2 separate regions of the Homo sapiens genome follow, and region 2 is linked to region 1. A link is an interaction called in ENCODE POLR2A ChIA-PET data of the cell type or tissue named here. Cell type or tissue: OCI-LY7. All regions are shown on one strand. Each heading gives the region's core, and the rest is flanking DNA. Links, peaks and the distances in the headings are about the cores only.

Region 1 (8,346 bases), core at 331-8,330:
AAGGATTCTTTCCTTTGTTATCAAAACCTAAAGGCATCCATAGGTTCATTCCATTCTGCACTTCAGTTGTTTCCTTACAAACTCCCCACCCTCACCCCTACCCCTAGTTTCTGGGGCCACCAGATAGGGACAGCACCTCCTGGGCAGGAGAACGTGGAGCATAGTGGCTGCGCACACAATCAGCAGTGAGTTAGCGGAAAAGACCACAGAAATGTTGGGCATCTGGAATTATAGTTCGTGTCTGACTGAGAAATCTTAGGAAGCCCATTTAATTGTTCTGCCCCCGTTTTCCTCTCTTTGAAATGGTGTTAACAGTACTTGCCTCTGTCTACCTTATGCAGGGACATTTGACCCTCAAGAGGCAATGTTTAGAATAGCACTTTGCCCCCCAGGGTGTATAATCCAAATAGAAATCACATTTGTTGTATTATTTTCTGCTGCTGTATACCTGCATGAGACTATTTTTAAGTTCGTTTCTTTTAGCCTACTTATAGCAACAGATAGATTTTGAATGTTGACCTTTGCACAGCCTTAAAGAACATTATTAAACAAAGCAAATGGCCTCTCAGTGACAGCTGAGATGTAGTGGGAGGACTCCCAGGTGAAGTCAGGGTGTCTGGGTTCAAGTCCTGAGTCCAGGTTCTAGCATCTGAGTTGGATGCCACTGAGGAAGTCACTTACCCTCTCTGGGTCTCAGTTTCTTCATCTGTACAATAGGAGCACTACTTTGGAGTTCTGATGATTGCACAGGGGAATGAATATGAAATGGCTTTATAAAATGTCATAAACCTTCCAATGTTCATACTACCAGTAGGCAAGGAGAAGCAGAAAAGCCTCAGGACTGGAAGAAACATTTTGATGTTAGCATAGATGCTTGGGGCTCTTGTTCAAATGTAGATTCCATTGATCTGGGGGCAGGTATTGAAATCTGACATTTCTAAAATGCCATGGTTCCACAGGCTAACTCCCAGTCTCCTTTTCCCTGGTTTAAAATGTTCATACTATTCCAAGAGAGCTCAAACATTATCTGGTCCAATTCTTTCCTTTTACAGGTCGGAAAACTAAGGCTCAGAGAGGTCAGATGACTTCTCCAGGGTTGACTCCTCACACCTTCTCTATTTTCTCCAACTTCTGAGTGGTTTCTTACAGCAGGGGGCACAGGCTACCTCTGTGGACAAGGAGCTCCTGAAAGAATGGAGGGGGAGTGGGTACTATTTTAGGACACTAGTCAGTTTGCACCTCAATTGTGTTCTCTGTGCAAAGGAGAAAGGTCTATTCTTAGACATCAGCCAGAGCTTGGAAGAAGTAGACTCAATCATTAAAGTAATCCATGCACACCTCGGTAAGTTAATACAGTCATCCATAAAGGAGCTGGGTAGGAAGGAAACAACAGGTACTTTGAAGGGTTTACAAAATGTATTTGTACCAGGGCCATGTAAAAGCCATTTCCAAGCCAAGAGGAAGGGCATTTATTATTTTCATTTAACATTTATTGAATAAAGTGTGTTGCAGAGCAGGCTCTTATAATCTGAGCCCCCTTTGACTGTGTGCATAAGCTTTTCAGATACCTGCAATTTCTTCCTCTTACTTAGAAAGATGATTATTGAACTGCAAGAGGTAAGTAAACATTAGAAGAGATCTTGGAAGAAATCTGTTAAATAGTTCAAGGGCTCTTCCTGGCAGAAGGAATCAGATACCTGACCTTCAATATATCGCAAAAGACTCCAGCAGAAGGAATTGGACCTTCAAATGTTCATACTACTAGTAGGCAAGGGGAAACAGAAAAGCCTCAGCACTGACTGGAAGAAACATTCTGATGTTGGACTAGATGCTTGGAGCTCTTGTTCAAATGCAGATTCCATTGATATGGGGGTAGGTATTGAAATCTGGCATTTCTCACAAGCTCCCAGATGATCTAATACTGGGTTAGTGACACCACTTTGAGTAGCAACTTCATTCTGTATGTATCCATCCTTAGCTATCACTGGACAGTCTGCAAGCCTTTCTGGGGCTAGCATTAAGCAAAAAATGTAAGTTGATAAAGGTTGCCCCTCAATAGAGGAGTAACAAGTATTACCTCTATCACCAAACATAAAATCTGAAAGTCCTAAATAATATTGAGGAATTTGGAATTTAATATGTCACTCTCTCCAGGGATACTTGCCTTTGACTAACAGCTGGCAGGAGAGGAGACAGCTTAACACAATATTCCTCCAGAGGTGCCATTTCAGGTATGAAGGAAGTGCTGGTGAGAGTCCTATCTTAAGGGTCATGCCCTTTCTAGCATCCCACAGTCACTTTTAAATATTCCAACTTCAGAATATGTCTCTGAGTCCTACACCTGAAATAGCCAAAGCAGATTTGTGTACAGCTCTCTGTATCCACGGGTTTCACATTCATGGTTTCAACCAACTGTGGATCAAAAATGTTTTTAAAACAATATAATAAGGCAAAATAATACAAATAAAAACTATATAACTATTTATATAGAATTTATATTGCATTAGGTATTATAATATTGTATATATAATAATGTATTACATATATTCTATATAAGTATATAGAATTTATATTGTACTCGGTATTATAAGTAATCTAGAGATTATTTAAAGCCTATGGGAGAATGTGCATGGGTTACATGCAAATACAATACCACTTTATATAATGGACTTGAGCATCCCTGGATTTTGGTATCCAGAGGGGTCCTGGAACGAATCCCCCACAGATGCCGAAGGACAACTGTATGTGTTGTATAGGCACTTGAGCAAATTTCCAAGTGTAGAATTTTAACCAACTAGGACAAGGATCATGATAGCTTAAGCAGCTCTGTATCTCCTAGAGTACCTAGCGTAATGCCTGGCTTAAAATAAACTCCTAATAAATATATTTGACTGAAGGAGATGGTGAGTAGATATCTATTCATATCTCTGAGGAAATATGGTGATTGGAAAAAATACTATTTAATTGGTTTTCAAAGCAAAATTACAGAATAAACTGGATAACTATTTTTTTCCTCAAACCATCAACTGATTCCATATAATTAAACTGAGCCTTAAGCCATACTCAGGAGGAGTTCAGCTTCAGCCTCTGTTCTACATGGAGAATTTCTTCTGGTGTTAGGGGACTCATATGACAACCAGTATGTCACACAGGACCACAAAAATTCCAATACTCTAAATATAAAGTCTTCACAAGACAGTTGATCCAGTATGACAGTGGATCAACAAGTATAAAGACGAACTGAACTGACACAGAGAGCTGTACAACCATCGAATAAATGGTTATGGGGTTATCTTGATTATGAATAAATTTATTTCAATTTTTCTTTTTGCATCAAATATTTGTTATACAACAAATTCAAAAAACTTATTTTTTTCCAGTTGAAGAAGTAACTTCAGTTTTAAGATAACAGATAAAAAAACATTTTAAATCACAAACTGTGTTAAATATTTGGGGAAATAAGTTAGGCCGACCTCAATGGAAGCCAAACCTAGAGTTATAAAAATTGAATTGTCTCATATACAGCTGAATCACATATATTTTTTCTAATCAGCTTTACTGAGGTGTAATTTAAAGTGTGCTGCTCGTTAAGCTTTGACAAGTGTATACCATAACCAAGTTATAGAACATTTCCATCATTTCCAAATCTTTCCTCATGCTCTTTTATGGCCAGTCTCCATTGCATCCCAAGACCACCTCCCTGACAACCACAGATCTGCTTTATGTCACTATAATTTTGCCTTGTCTAGATTTCATATAAATGAAATCATATAGTAGGTATATGATTTTTTCTTCAGCTTCTTTCACTTAGCACCTTGCCTTTGAGATTCGTTCATTGGTTCCTATCAGTTCCTTTTTATTGTTAAATAATACTTTATTGTATGGATATATCATAATTAGCTTATCCATTTACTAGCTGATGGACATTTGGGTTGCATTCAGTTTGGGACTATTTCAAATAAAATTTCTATAAACATTCAGGTATAGGTCTTTGTGTAGACATAGCTTTTCATTTCTCATGGGTAAATAGGATTGGCAAGTCATATGGTAACTGTATATTTAACTTTATAAGAAATTGCCAAACTGTTTTTCTGAAAGTGGCTGTGTCATTTTGCATTTCCATCAGCAGCAGATGAGAGTTTTAGTTGCTTTACATTTTCACCAACACATGGTGTTGTCAGTGACTTTAATTTTAGCCATCTAGTGTATGTGTAGTGGTGTTTTGTTGTTTTCATTTTCCTAATAACTAGTGATGTAAGTATTTTTAATGTACCTATTGGCCATTTGTATATCTTCTTTAATTAAGAAAAATTAATGGTTTTAGAGTAAAGGTGGCCCCGCTTCAAAGATTGGTGAACTGAGGCCAAGAAAAGAAAGTATAAACTCTCACATTTATTCCACAGAGCCCCTGAGACAATGTCCTTGGGGAAGAAGTGAAAGGTTTTATTAAATAGAATTCATTTAATTAATGGCTAAAATTAAAACTGGTACATGTGAATTTCCACAATGTTATATATTTGATAGTCTATATATGTGTGTGTGTGTGTGTGTGTGTGTGTGTGTGTGTGTGTGTGTGTGTATATATATATATAGTCAACATAATGGAATAATTTTCAAATGAGAATAGACATCTAAATCCTAAATTAAATGATGGGAAGGATAACCCCTTAATGCTAATTCATAATACAAAAAATTCTAGTTTGGGTCAGACATTGAACATAAAGAGAATATAGCACAGTGGTTAAAAGTGCTGGCTCCAAAGTTGGACAGTGTAGATTCAAATCCTGGCTCTGTTACATGTGGGCATGTAAGCCAGGGTGACATATTGAGTTCTCTGAGTCTCAATATCTTGGTGTATAAAATGAAATTAATAGGCTGGGCACGGTGGTTCACACCTGTAATCCCAACACTTTGGGAGGCCAAGGTGGGCAGATCACTTGAGTTCAGGAGTTCAATATCAGCCTGGCCAATGTGGTGAAGCCCTGTCTCTACTACAAATACAAAAATTAGCCGGGTGTCGTAGGGGGTGCCTGTAATCCCAGCTACCTGGGAGGCTGAGGCAGGCGAATCCCTTGAACCTAGGAGGCAGAGGTTGCAGTGAGCTGAGATCACACCACTGCACTCCAGCCTGGGAGACAGAGGGGAGAGTCTGGAAAAAAAAAAAAAAAAGAAGAAGAAGAAGAAAGAAGAAAGCAAGCAAACAAGCAAGCAAGAGAAAATAATAATAGCTACCAGGAAAACTTGTTGAGTTTAACACATGTTAAGTGAGAAGGAAGGAAGGAAGGAAGGAAGGAAGGAAGGAAGGAAGGAAGGAGAAAGAAAGAAAGAAAGAAAGAAAGAAAGAAAGAAAGAAAGAAAGAAAAGAGAAGAGAGGAGAAGAGAAAAGAAAAGAAAAAAAGAAAAAAGAAGAAGGGGAAGGGGAAGGAGAAGGAGAAGAGGAGGAGGAGGAAGAGAAGAAGAAGGAGGAGGAGGAGGGGAGGGAGGGAGGAAGGAAGGAAGGAAGGAGAAAAGAAAAGAAAAAAATAATAGCTACCATGAAAACTTGAAAATTTGTTGAGATAACACATGTTAAGTGTTTAGAATAGTGTCTGGCATGTAATAAATGCTCAATAAACATTAGTCATTGTTATTATTATATGGACACTTAAAAGCACAGAATTGCAATAGGTACATATCAAAGCCTCTGAGCTAAAAACATACACAATTCACTCTGATAAATAGGCCTTTTACAAGCCCGACACTTGGAAAATGTCTATTTTCCATCTCAAAACATGTTTAACGAGGATTCGTTCTGCAAAATCATCCCATGTAATATGCTAGGTAAGTTGTCCTCCTTTCTAACAAGAGCAAGCACCAAGAAAACAAGGCTGAGGATAAGGTTTCCCGAAAACAAACCCCATAATTTGACCCTCTTCAACCCAAATAGTTGGCCAGTGGCTCCTAAGGAGTTTCTTTATGACATCCTGGACATGAGGCCAATGGCTTTTGAAGCAGCAGCTCCTATTCTACAGCTATACAGTAAGGTTAAAAAAATAATAAAAATTTTAAAAATCAAAAACTTTTAAAAAACACTAATAATTCAATATTGCATTTAAATTAATATTTTAATAATCATTTCAGTATCTACATTCTTGTGGAAAATAGAACACATATGTGTCAGATGGTTATTCATTAAATCATTTCCAAATGCTAGGACCCTTGTAATCAGTCCAAGTGCCCCCAAGGTCTGGAGCTCATACATGGTGAAACTCCATGCTAGAACACACATACAGATTTTCTCAGCCATGGCTCTCCTAACAGGATTTTTTCCATGTTGTGTTTAATGATATCCTCTTGCACTAAGATCACAACGTTTTCCCCGAGAGTTTTATGTTTATCATGGGAAGTCATTGTAGAATGTGTGTACAACCCACAGATGACACTGTGAAGGCCTCCCAGCACAAGGGAGACTGATTCCTTCAAATATACCAATTCTGTTTGCGTTCTTGACTGTGGCTTCTGACTTCTTCCTTCTGATTCTATCAGATCCCTTCTGGAGCTGGTCCTAATTGCTTTTCACAGAGGATGCAAACTGGAAAGTTCCTACCTATTCAGCGAAGGCACTCCAAGTCCTGGGCTCTTTTCTCCTCGGGGGCAAAGATGAGACTTCTCTTCTGTAGAGATCACAGGTGCATCTGTACAGGTTGGAGTGCTCCCCCAACCCTGGACCCCTAGGAGCAGCCGTGATTTGTGACACAAGGCCCCACCCGTTGATCTACTCTTCACACAGCCGTGGAGAGCCAAGAACTGGGAGGGAGGTGAGTCAGTGATGAATTTTTCTTGAACAGCAAAGACCAATTGGTGGTTCGCCTTTTTAGTAAATTCCAAGATTCTGGAGTCATTTAAGTCCAAAGGGGAAATTTGTGAGACTGGGGGAAGGGGAAGTAGTGAGAAAATAGAAGCAACAAAAATATGCCTCCAGTGTTCTCACTGCTCATTAGACCAGCACAGAGCCAGTTCTTGTATGGCCTGAATAACTGGTACTTTTTATAAGCAACTGAAGAGCTATAAAAAGCTTAACATTTAAGAAAACAACAAACAGCTGTGGCTAGTGAGCAAGGAAAATCTGAAGAGTGAGCCTGTCTGGGTGGCAGGAGGTCACACTGCTTCATGAGGAAGTACTAAAACATCACTAACATTTGCTACATCAGTGTGTTTCCCTGGTTGGTCACACTTCTCCTTCCCCCCACCTCAGCCCCACTCTCCTATCAAAATAGAAGAACAAATATACGTCACCAGAATGCTCAGCAATTATTTCCTGAAAACAGCATTTCTTTTACATGCGCTTAATCATGTGTTAAGCAGCGGTACACACGAGGGGATCCTGATCAACAGAGTGAGCAAACACCCATGTGTGAGTTTGGTTCCCAATGCATTTGGGCTGAGCCTCACTGACCCGGGACCCCTGGGCTTAGTTCACGTGCACCTTGAGGTTCTGCACAGCTGCCTTTCCCTTTAACGGAAAATGCCATCTGCAGGACCAGAGCTAGCAACAGGCAGCAATAGCTCTCCCAACTTCCTCTCATACTAATCCATAATAAGCTCAATGATAAGGCAATTACCAGTGGGAGGCAGTAAGGTAAAGTGATCAAATATATCGGCTTTGGCTTCTCAATTCAAACTCTAATGCTTACTACTGGGTGACCTTGAGCAAGTTAACTAGCCTTTCTGTGCATTAGTTTCCTTAATAGTAAATAGTAAGTCAAAATTATCTTCCTCTGGCCTTCAGCTGAGTCTTAGGTGGGCTTGTTAGACAATGCTCTAGGCTGACTTTGAGAGGCACACAATCATCTTTCCTTATTTCCAAGCTTTAGATAACTTTTCTTAACAGCACATAATAAATGTCACTTGGGACAAATAGAAAGTGAACAAGAAAGTGGTAGGCCTGAATTCAATCATATCAACAATTACGTTAAATGTAAGTGGACTAAACACTTTTAACAAAAAGGAAGAAATTGTCAGAGTGGACACAGAGCAAAATTCAAAACTAATACATTTCCTATAAGAGATACACTTTAAATGTAAAGATTCCAATCAGTTGAAATCAATTGGATGGAAAAAAGATACGTTATGCAAACAGTCTATATAGGAAGGCTGGAGTGGCTTTCATAATATCAGATAAAGCAGACTTCATTACAGAGTTTTGCCAGAGGAAAAGAGGGGCTTCTCATAATCACAAAAAACATGACAATTACAGATGTATATGTACCTAATAACAGCTTCAAAATACACAAAGTAAAAATTGACAATCTAGACAATTTACAATCACAGTTAGAGATTTTACTCCCCTCCCATAGCAATTGACAG
Region 2 (8,346 bases), core at 306-8,305, 210 kb after region 1:
AAAAGAAGGGATTAGGTTTTTTCCACCAAAAAGTTGTTTTTAATATGAGAAGTCAAGCCTTTTTGACATTTCTTATTAGTTAATATTCTTTCCTTACCAGTTAATTGTTCATTTGTTGTTTTTCTTCTGTCTTATACAGGCAGTTGTGAAAACAAAATGGTTGTATAATTTACCTTTAAAACCTACCAAGAGAGTTTCTTATGATTTCAGTGTAATAGGAAAACCATTGTATAAATGAGAACTCTCAACTTTCCTAGAATAAGGAATAAGAAAAAATAATAAATATTAATTTCAAAACTTAGATATAGAAAAAGAACTTCCTAAATGCCTGTGTTTTCCAACTTGAAGTAACATTGACTTTAAAATGCATTTCTAACAAAGTTCACTCAGGTTCATTTACTTCTTTAGATTATGAAGTATATCATACATGTGGAAGGGAATATATAACATGTAGATACACTTTAAAGGATTAAATAAAGAAAACATCCACATTTCTGCTACTCATCTGAAGAACATTATCATTGCTACTGAAACCCTTATGTACCTCTCTCCTATTGTTTTCTCCTCTCCCCAACTACTTTCCTGGATTTTGAGTTACTTACTGTCTTGTTTGTTTGCTTTTTTTTTTTTAGTTTTACTACATATGTACCACATATAATTTTACCATATATATATCCCAAAGCAATATACTATCTCATTTTAGCTTTTATGTAATAGAATCATACTGATTATTTTGTGACTTGCTCCCCACAAAACACAATGTTCTGAGTTTTATCCAGGTTGACCTGTGTAACTTTAGTTCATTCATTTTCATTGCTATAGAATATTTTATTGTGTTTATTTTACTGTAGTTTATTTAGCCATGCCACTGTCAAAGGGTCCTACATTTTATCATGTATATGGAAACCTTATTGGCTTCCTTATTAATAAAAGTAATTTGTAGATTCTTTATATCATTTACAAGTAATGATAGTTTTTTTTCCCTTTCCAACCCATAAAATGTTAATTCTTTTTTCTTGTCTTACTGAACTGGCAAGAATCTCCAATGTTAAATTAAAATAGTGATAGATAAAACTTTAACTTTTCATTTATATTATAAAGTATGGTATTTGTTATAGGGTTGCTTTGTGATATCCTTTATCCAGTTCAGGAAGTTTCTTTCTATTCTTTGTTTTAATCATGAATGATGAATGTTGTATTTTATTGAATGCTTTTTCTATATTCTTTGAGATAATCATATATTTTCTTCTTTCATCTAGTGAATAACACTGATTGATATTGAAGCAACCTTGAATTATGGAATAACCCAAATTTAGACACATTATTTTTCTTTGGAAATTATTAGATTTGAATTACTAATATTTTGTTCAGGATTTTTGCATTTATGTTCATAAATGAGACTGTCTTATGGTTAGTTTCTCCTTGAGGTTCTTTTATTTTTGGGTTTATATATTTTTGAAGATACATTATTAGGAACATATTATATCTTCCCAGGGAATTAAATATTTCTATTAATATGTGATGGCCCTTTTTATCTCTTTGCCTAAAATTAACTGTGTATGGGTTTAATTTAGCTACACCAGATTTCTGGGTTATTATTTGCCTACGCAGTTCTTCCCCCAGCCTCCTTTATTCAAAGACACAAAAGGCTTTAGATTTGTGCTTTGTAAATCACATAATTGGAATTTGTCTTTTTACTAGCTTTATTAAGGTATAATTTTCATATGATCAAACTCACATATTTTAAGTGTACAGTTTGATGAATTTTGGCAGGTGTGTATAGTCATGTAACCACTACCACAATAAAGCTATAGATATTTCCGTCACACCAGAAAGTTCCTCATGCTTTTTTGCTATCAGTTTCCTTCCCTCACGTCTGGCATTAGGAAACTACTGATCTATTTTTTATCACTATGTTATTTTGTCTTTTCCAGAAAGTCATACAAATGAAATCATACAGTAAGTAGACTTTTGTGTTTGGCTTCTTTCACTTAGTATAATGCCTTTGAGATTCATTTATGCTGTTACACATATCAGAGTTTCATTCCTTTATATTTTTTCAGTATAATTTCACTGTATGGATATACCACAGGTTTTTCGTTTGTTTGTTTTTTAGCTATTCACAAGTTGATGGATATTTGGGTCATTTCCAGTTTTTTCAACTATTGTGGATAAAGTTGCTATGAACATTCACATGCAAGTCTGTGTGGACATATGTTGTCTATTTTTTAATTCAATCAGTCATTGTCTTTTAAGTAAAATATTCAGTTGATGTATGTTGTTTAGCAGATTACACTAATTATTGATTGCACTAATGCATTTATATTCATTTTGACCATATTATTTTTTGCTATTTGTCCTGCTTTTCCTGAGCCTTATTTTTTCTTTATTGCCTTCATTTGGATTTTGCTTTTGTTTTTTTTTTTAAATATAGTTCCATGGTTTTTCTTCTACTAATTTAACAGTTGTACACACCATTCTCTTTTTTCCACGCTTACCCTAGAGATGTTGGCATCCTATGTAACTTAATAAAGTGTTACACTAAACAGTATTCATTCTTTTCTCAAACAGTTCAGTAACCTTAGAGTTCTTTAATTTGGATCATTCTTTTTCAGCCTAACATGCCATGGTTATTTGGTTTATAGTTTTATATTATTTTTTATATTACACATTATTACAATTTGTATACAGTAGCAGCTGTTTTTTATACTCTATTTAAACATAGTCATGTATTTACTATTTTCTTTTCTCACCATTTCTTCTTCTCAGATCATCGCTGTTTTCTGAAGCATGTCCTTTAGAAGTACCTTTAATGAATGTTTTTGGAAGTAAACTTTCTTATTTTTTGTTTGATTGAAAATACCTTCTATTCATGCTTTATTTATGAAAGGTAGTTTTGCTAGGTATACACTTACATATTCAGTATTATTTTCTTTCAGTGTTTTAAAGACATTTTCCCCAGATTTCCCCCAGAGCTTTTTTTATGATGGTCTTCTACAGTTTTACCAGGCTTTGTCTGGGTGGGCATTTCTTTTATTTAACATCCTTGGGATGCATTTGGCTTTCTGAATTTGATGATTACTAGTTCTGAAAAATCTCAGAAAAAAAAATTATTTTGAATGCTGCCTTTCCCACATTGTCTGTTTTTTCCTTCACATTCTGCCCTTTACATCTCTAAATATTTCTTTTATATTTTCCTTCTGTATGTTATGTATAATGTCTTTTTTTTTTTTTTTTTTGAGATGGAGTCTTGCTCTGTCACCCGGGCTGTAGTGCAATGGCATGATCTCGGCTCACTGCAACCTTTGCTTCCCAGGTTCAAGCAATTCTCCTGCCCCAGCCTTCCGAGTAGCTGGGATTACAGGCGCATGCCACCACGCCCAGCTAATTTTTGTATTTTTAGTAGAGGTGGGGTTTGCCCATTTTGGTCAGGCTGGTCTCGAACTACTGACCTCGTGATCCACCTGCCTTGGCCTCCCAAAGTGCTGGAATTACAGGCGTGAGCCACTGTGCCCGGCCATATAATTTCTTAAACGTAAGATTATATTTTTCATTTTTGTATAAGTTTATGTACAATTTCTTTATATCTGTTTACCAAATCACTCATTCCTACTTCAGCTGCATCTATTTTGGTATTGGACTTACTCATGTGAGTCTCTAAATATAATTATTATATTTTCATTTCTAGAAGTTATTTTTGGCTGTTTCTTAAATCTGCCTAGTCATTTTTGAAATCTTCCTTGTTCATATTTTAAGATCCTGTTTACTTTTTTAAAAATGTTAAACACATCTATTTTATATCTGTGTTCAATACATTCAATAGCTAAAGCCTTTGATGATTTCATTCTGCAGTTTTGTTTTTTCTCATTCATGTTCATGACAGCTTGATTCTTTGTTTTGTGATTTTTGATTGTGAACTTAATTACTTGGAATTCTTATGAAAATCTCTTGAAACTTAGATTTAATATTCATTATTCTAGAGAGGCTTTGTATTTGCTTCTGCTATGTGTTTGTAGTCATTTCCAACTCAGGACTTTTTACCCTATTTGGATTTGGAAAGGGCACATGGATATGTAATTTCTGGGCTTTGTTTTTGTTTTTTTGTGGGGTTTTGTTTTTTTTTTTCTTCTTGAGACAAGAGTCTCACTTTGTCACCCAGGCTGGAGTGCAGTGGTGAGATTTCAGCTCGCTGCAACCTCCACCTCCTGGGTTCAAGCGATTCTCCTAGCTTGGCCTCCCAACTAGCTGAGACTACGGGTGCACACTACCACACCTGGCTAATTTTTTTGTATTTTTAGTAGAGACGGGGTTTCATCATGTTGGCCAGGCTGGTCTCAAACTTCTGACCTCAAGTGATCCTCCTGTCTCGGCCTCCCAAAGTGCTGGGATTACAGGCGTGAGCCACTGCACCCAGCCTGGGCTTTGTATTTTTTGAGGAAATTTTCTTCTTTTTTCTCCTCTCCCATCACCAAGACTTATTCTGTCTTCTATTTCTGGGAAGATTTTTTTTTTTTTTAATTTACCCACTGAGGATTTCATCTTTCAAGGGTATTGGCTTTGACCTTCCTGTGTGGACATTAGGCTGTCCCTTTGTCTCTTAATATCCCCATCAGGGATTGACTTATGCAGGACTTACCTACTTACTTCTCTAGGTTCTAATTTCCTTGTCATTTTCAACTTTTAACAATTGCTGTTACTTTCTTGCTGCTTAGCCATATCTTTAAAAATATTTTTAGTACTCAGCATTTTTAGGCATTCCACATGAATTTGCCATGCTTGACAATCAGAAGTCCTCTTTATTTGAAAGTTGAAACATTTCCTGGAAGAGGAGCAATAGTAAATTAGTTAGATCCTTGCCATTCATGGATTTCACTACAGTCAAAAAGGTAACTTTACATCACAATAGAATCATATTTTACCTACAAAAAGTAGTATTTGGTTTGTATAAATATTAATGTTCAAGATTTTGTCTTTTTTTCTTTGGTCTTCTAAAATGGAGTTACAAAAAGGTCTTTAAGAATCAGTCACTCATTTACTGACTTTTCAACAAATACTTGTTGAGCCCCTACATTTTAGGTGCTGGAGACAAGATGTATCAGTGATTAAAGCAGACAAAAATTCTTGCTCCTACTGAGCTTACATTCTGGTTGGAGGAGATGGACAGTTAACAAGATAAATAGGTAAAGTGTATAGTATGTTGAAAAGGTGATAAGTGCTGAGGGAACCCTGGGGCAGGTAAAGGAGAATTGGGAGCTGTTCTCATTATTCTTTTTAAAATAATTTTATCCCAATAGTAAGCAATATTATTTATTTTTTAAAGAAGATATTTTAAAAGTAAGACCTATATTAACTGAAGTTTATGCAGAAAGTTCCTTTAAATATTCTACTACAGCATTATTCCTAAACTTGTAAAGGTTAAGTTGCAATTGATGTATACATTTGTAGAAGTTTCTAAATTAGAAAAAAAAAGTGTTTTATAATTCCTTGGACACTTGTTTAGTAAGAAAGTAAATGAATAGAAATATTGATCACAATAGAACTTCAACTATACGATGCCAAAACTTGTAAAAAATCCTCAGGTTTTAAAAATAGCATGAAACTGGAAAATGTTTTTTTCTGCCCACCAATTCCCACAAAGGCAAAAACAAACAAAATATCCAGCAACAACTGACTATCAAAGGGGGCTAAATATCTGTTAGACTTAACTCACTAGGCTGGTTCTGAAAGTCCCAATTGGTGAAGGTATAAAAGCCCATTCATTTCTTTAGTGCAAAAACTGACAAACAGGGCAAAAGTAACCAGAAGGGAACAAAGAGAGCAGTGGAGACCTTTAAAGACGGCAGCAGTGTACACCAGGGTGCAAAGCAGCAGGCACTGTTTTAAAAGGAGCACCGTTAATCCAGAGACTAAAGCTCTGCAGACCAAGAGCAAAGCACCATTTATAGCTCAGTTCCCACAAGGGCATGACCATGCTCTATTACAAGCACATCAGCTGAGGGACAGAGAGTCTATTATTAAACAATTGTAGTGGCTACCCGCAGGAAGTGGGGTGAATGTCTGGGTTAGTGTCCTGACACCAGTGACTTCATTGATCCAACCTGTGCAAGTATCAGGGAGGGGGTCAGAATAGGAGGAGTTATTGCAGAACGTTATTCATGAGGGAGTTTTTCATCATTAAGGCATCATCCAAGACTCCATTTTTACTGTTGTTTATGCTTAGACTTTTCTTCACAGTAAAAAATTGGGGAGACTCTCCATCTTCTTGTAAAGATAAAGAACTCTGAAAAATACATAAATCACTTTAGTGGTTTTTCTAATTGTAAAAAATAACAGATGTTTATTGGGAAAAAGTTCAGAAAATCTTTTTTTTTTTTTTAATCACCAGTAACCTGAGAGAAAGCAACTGTTAACATCTTGTTATATACCTGCAGCTCCAAACTGTGTGCCAAGATGCTCTGGGGCACCACAGCAAATTCTGGGTGCAGCTCTAGGGTTGGCACAGATACTTTCCATCATTAAGGGAAACATCGTACAACACTCTGCCAACTATTAGCTGGAGATAGTTCACAGTTTCAGCATTAGATCACACTACATTCCTTTTGATGACATCATATCTTTACAAAACCGAGTTTTCAGTGATTGCTGAGTGTTTAGTGATAAAAAGTGTATCACATGAAAACCAGCGTGGAACAGGAAATAAGGTAGTGGTGTCCAGCGATTCCAAGATTTAAAGTTATGCAGTGCCCAACAGGTGTATACATTCTATAAACAAGTTATAACAAAGTTACTTGAGAAGGAAATAGTAGTTTTCATTTATGTGTGTTTTTTTTTCAGCTGCTAAATCATTCTGACATAAATAGTTATTATGTTGTTTGGATCTAACTACTTAACAGACAGCTCTATTAGGTATTTGTTTGGGCCTGGAGGCATTGTGAAAAATTACTGAGACTCTAAGGGCTACCAGAATCATTTGGGAACCTCTAATACAGATCCTTTCGGACCTTCCCCTATATACAACCACACATATTTTTGAAACCTATTGTTTTCTTTGGGTTAACAATATATTGTGGAAATCTTTGCATGTCAATAATATGTGGATCATTATTTTAAAATTTTAATGGCAGAATAGTTTTCCATTGTTTGAATTTCCATGTTTTTTAACCAATCCTTTAATGTTAGAGGTTTAGTTAAACTTCACTTTTATGCCCTGTTGCACAGGCTGGAGTACAGTGGCATGATCATGACTCCCTGCATCCTCTGCCTCCTGGGCTCAAGCAGTCCTCTGGCCTCAGGCTTCCATGTAGCTGGGACTATAGGCACCACCACACCTGACTAATTTTTCTATTTTTGTAGAGATGGGGTCTCACTATGTTGCCCAGGCTGGTCTCAAACTCCTGGGCTCAAGTGATTCTCCCACCTTGGCCTCCCAAAGTACTGAGATTACAGGCGTGCAGCACTGCACCAGGCCTACTTTACTTTTATAATCAGCGGTGTGGTCAGCCTCTTTGCACATCCTCTTTGTTTATATAGCCAGTGATTCCTTAGGCTAGATTCCTAGAAAGTGATTTTCTAGGTCAAAGAATATGTACTTTTTAATGACTTTTACATCCATGTGTAAAATACAGGGAGAGAGAGCCCAATTGTCTTTTCAAAGAGGTTACACCAGTTTCTTTTAACCAAGTTTACAAGCCTACCTCAGCAAAAAGAAGTGAAACATTGGAGAACTCCCAAACATCTAAATTCAGATTTGTGAACTGGCCAAGCATGTTTCTCTTTCTCAATCATTGAATAAAGTGAATGAAAGCTGGGGAAATGTGTACTTTCCAGGAGCGCCTGGGAGCCCTTACAGATGAAGCTCCAGCTGAAGTCAGAGGTAGCTGATAGCAGGCCAGGCGCAGTGGCTCATGCCTATAACCCCAGCATTTTGGGAAGCCAAGGCATTTTGGATCACTTGAGGTCAGGTGTTTGAGACCAGCCTGGACAACATGGTAAAACCCTGTCTCTACTAAAAATATAAAAAATTACCTGGGCATGGTGGCAGGTGCCTGTAATCCCCAGCTATTTGAGAGGCTGAAGCAGGAGAATTGCTTGAACCCAGGAGGCAAAGGTTGCAGTGAGCTGAGATCATGCCATTGCACTCCAGCCTGGGCAACAAGAGCGAGACTCCATCTCAAAAAAAAAGAAAAAGAAAAAAGGAGGTAGCTGATAGCAACATCCAAAATGACACCCACCTAGGGAATAGGAAAACCATTTGCAAGGAAACTTCTCCAGCCTTGGTTCACTAACTAGTTTTTTAAAACATTTTACTCCTTGCAAAGCCATGCTCTACCACATAGCTTCACTCTA

Evidence for each region. ChIA-PET counts read pairs that join two places held together with the same protein. Peaks named below come from ENCODE experiments on the same cell type or tissue, not always from the same donor. Only the 100,000 strongest peaks of a DNase experiment are listed, where the experiment ranks them.
Region 2: POLR2A ChIA-PET joins it to region 1 with 5 read pairs; 2 of 35 experiments call an interaction of 5 or more read pairs at or near these places.

What each region holds. Positions count from the first base shown.
Region 1 is chr6:90,374,779-90,383,124 of GRCh38, reverse strand. No RefSeq gene overlaps it. Among named protein-coding and RNA genes, the nearest start is that of MIR4464, 66 kb to the right of the region's middle. In OCI-LY7, for the core only: CTCF peaks have their summits at 350, 1,173 (motif pointing right) and 7,607 (motif pointing right); DNase peaks (open chromatin) are centred at 6,244 and 7,254; H3K4me3 peaks cover 5,358 bases; H3K27ac peaks cover 7,487 bases.
Region 2 is chr6:90,167,199-90,175,544 of GRCh38, reverse strand. All of the region lies in intron 4 of BACH2 (BACH transcriptional regulator 2), which reads left to right. Among named protein-coding and RNA genes, the nearest start is that of BACH2, 130 kb to the left of the region's middle. RefSeq lists a cis regulatory region at 1,739 and an enhancer at 1,667-1,811. In OCI-LY7, for the core only: no CTCF peak of the experiment used is centred there; no DNase peak of the experiment used is centred there.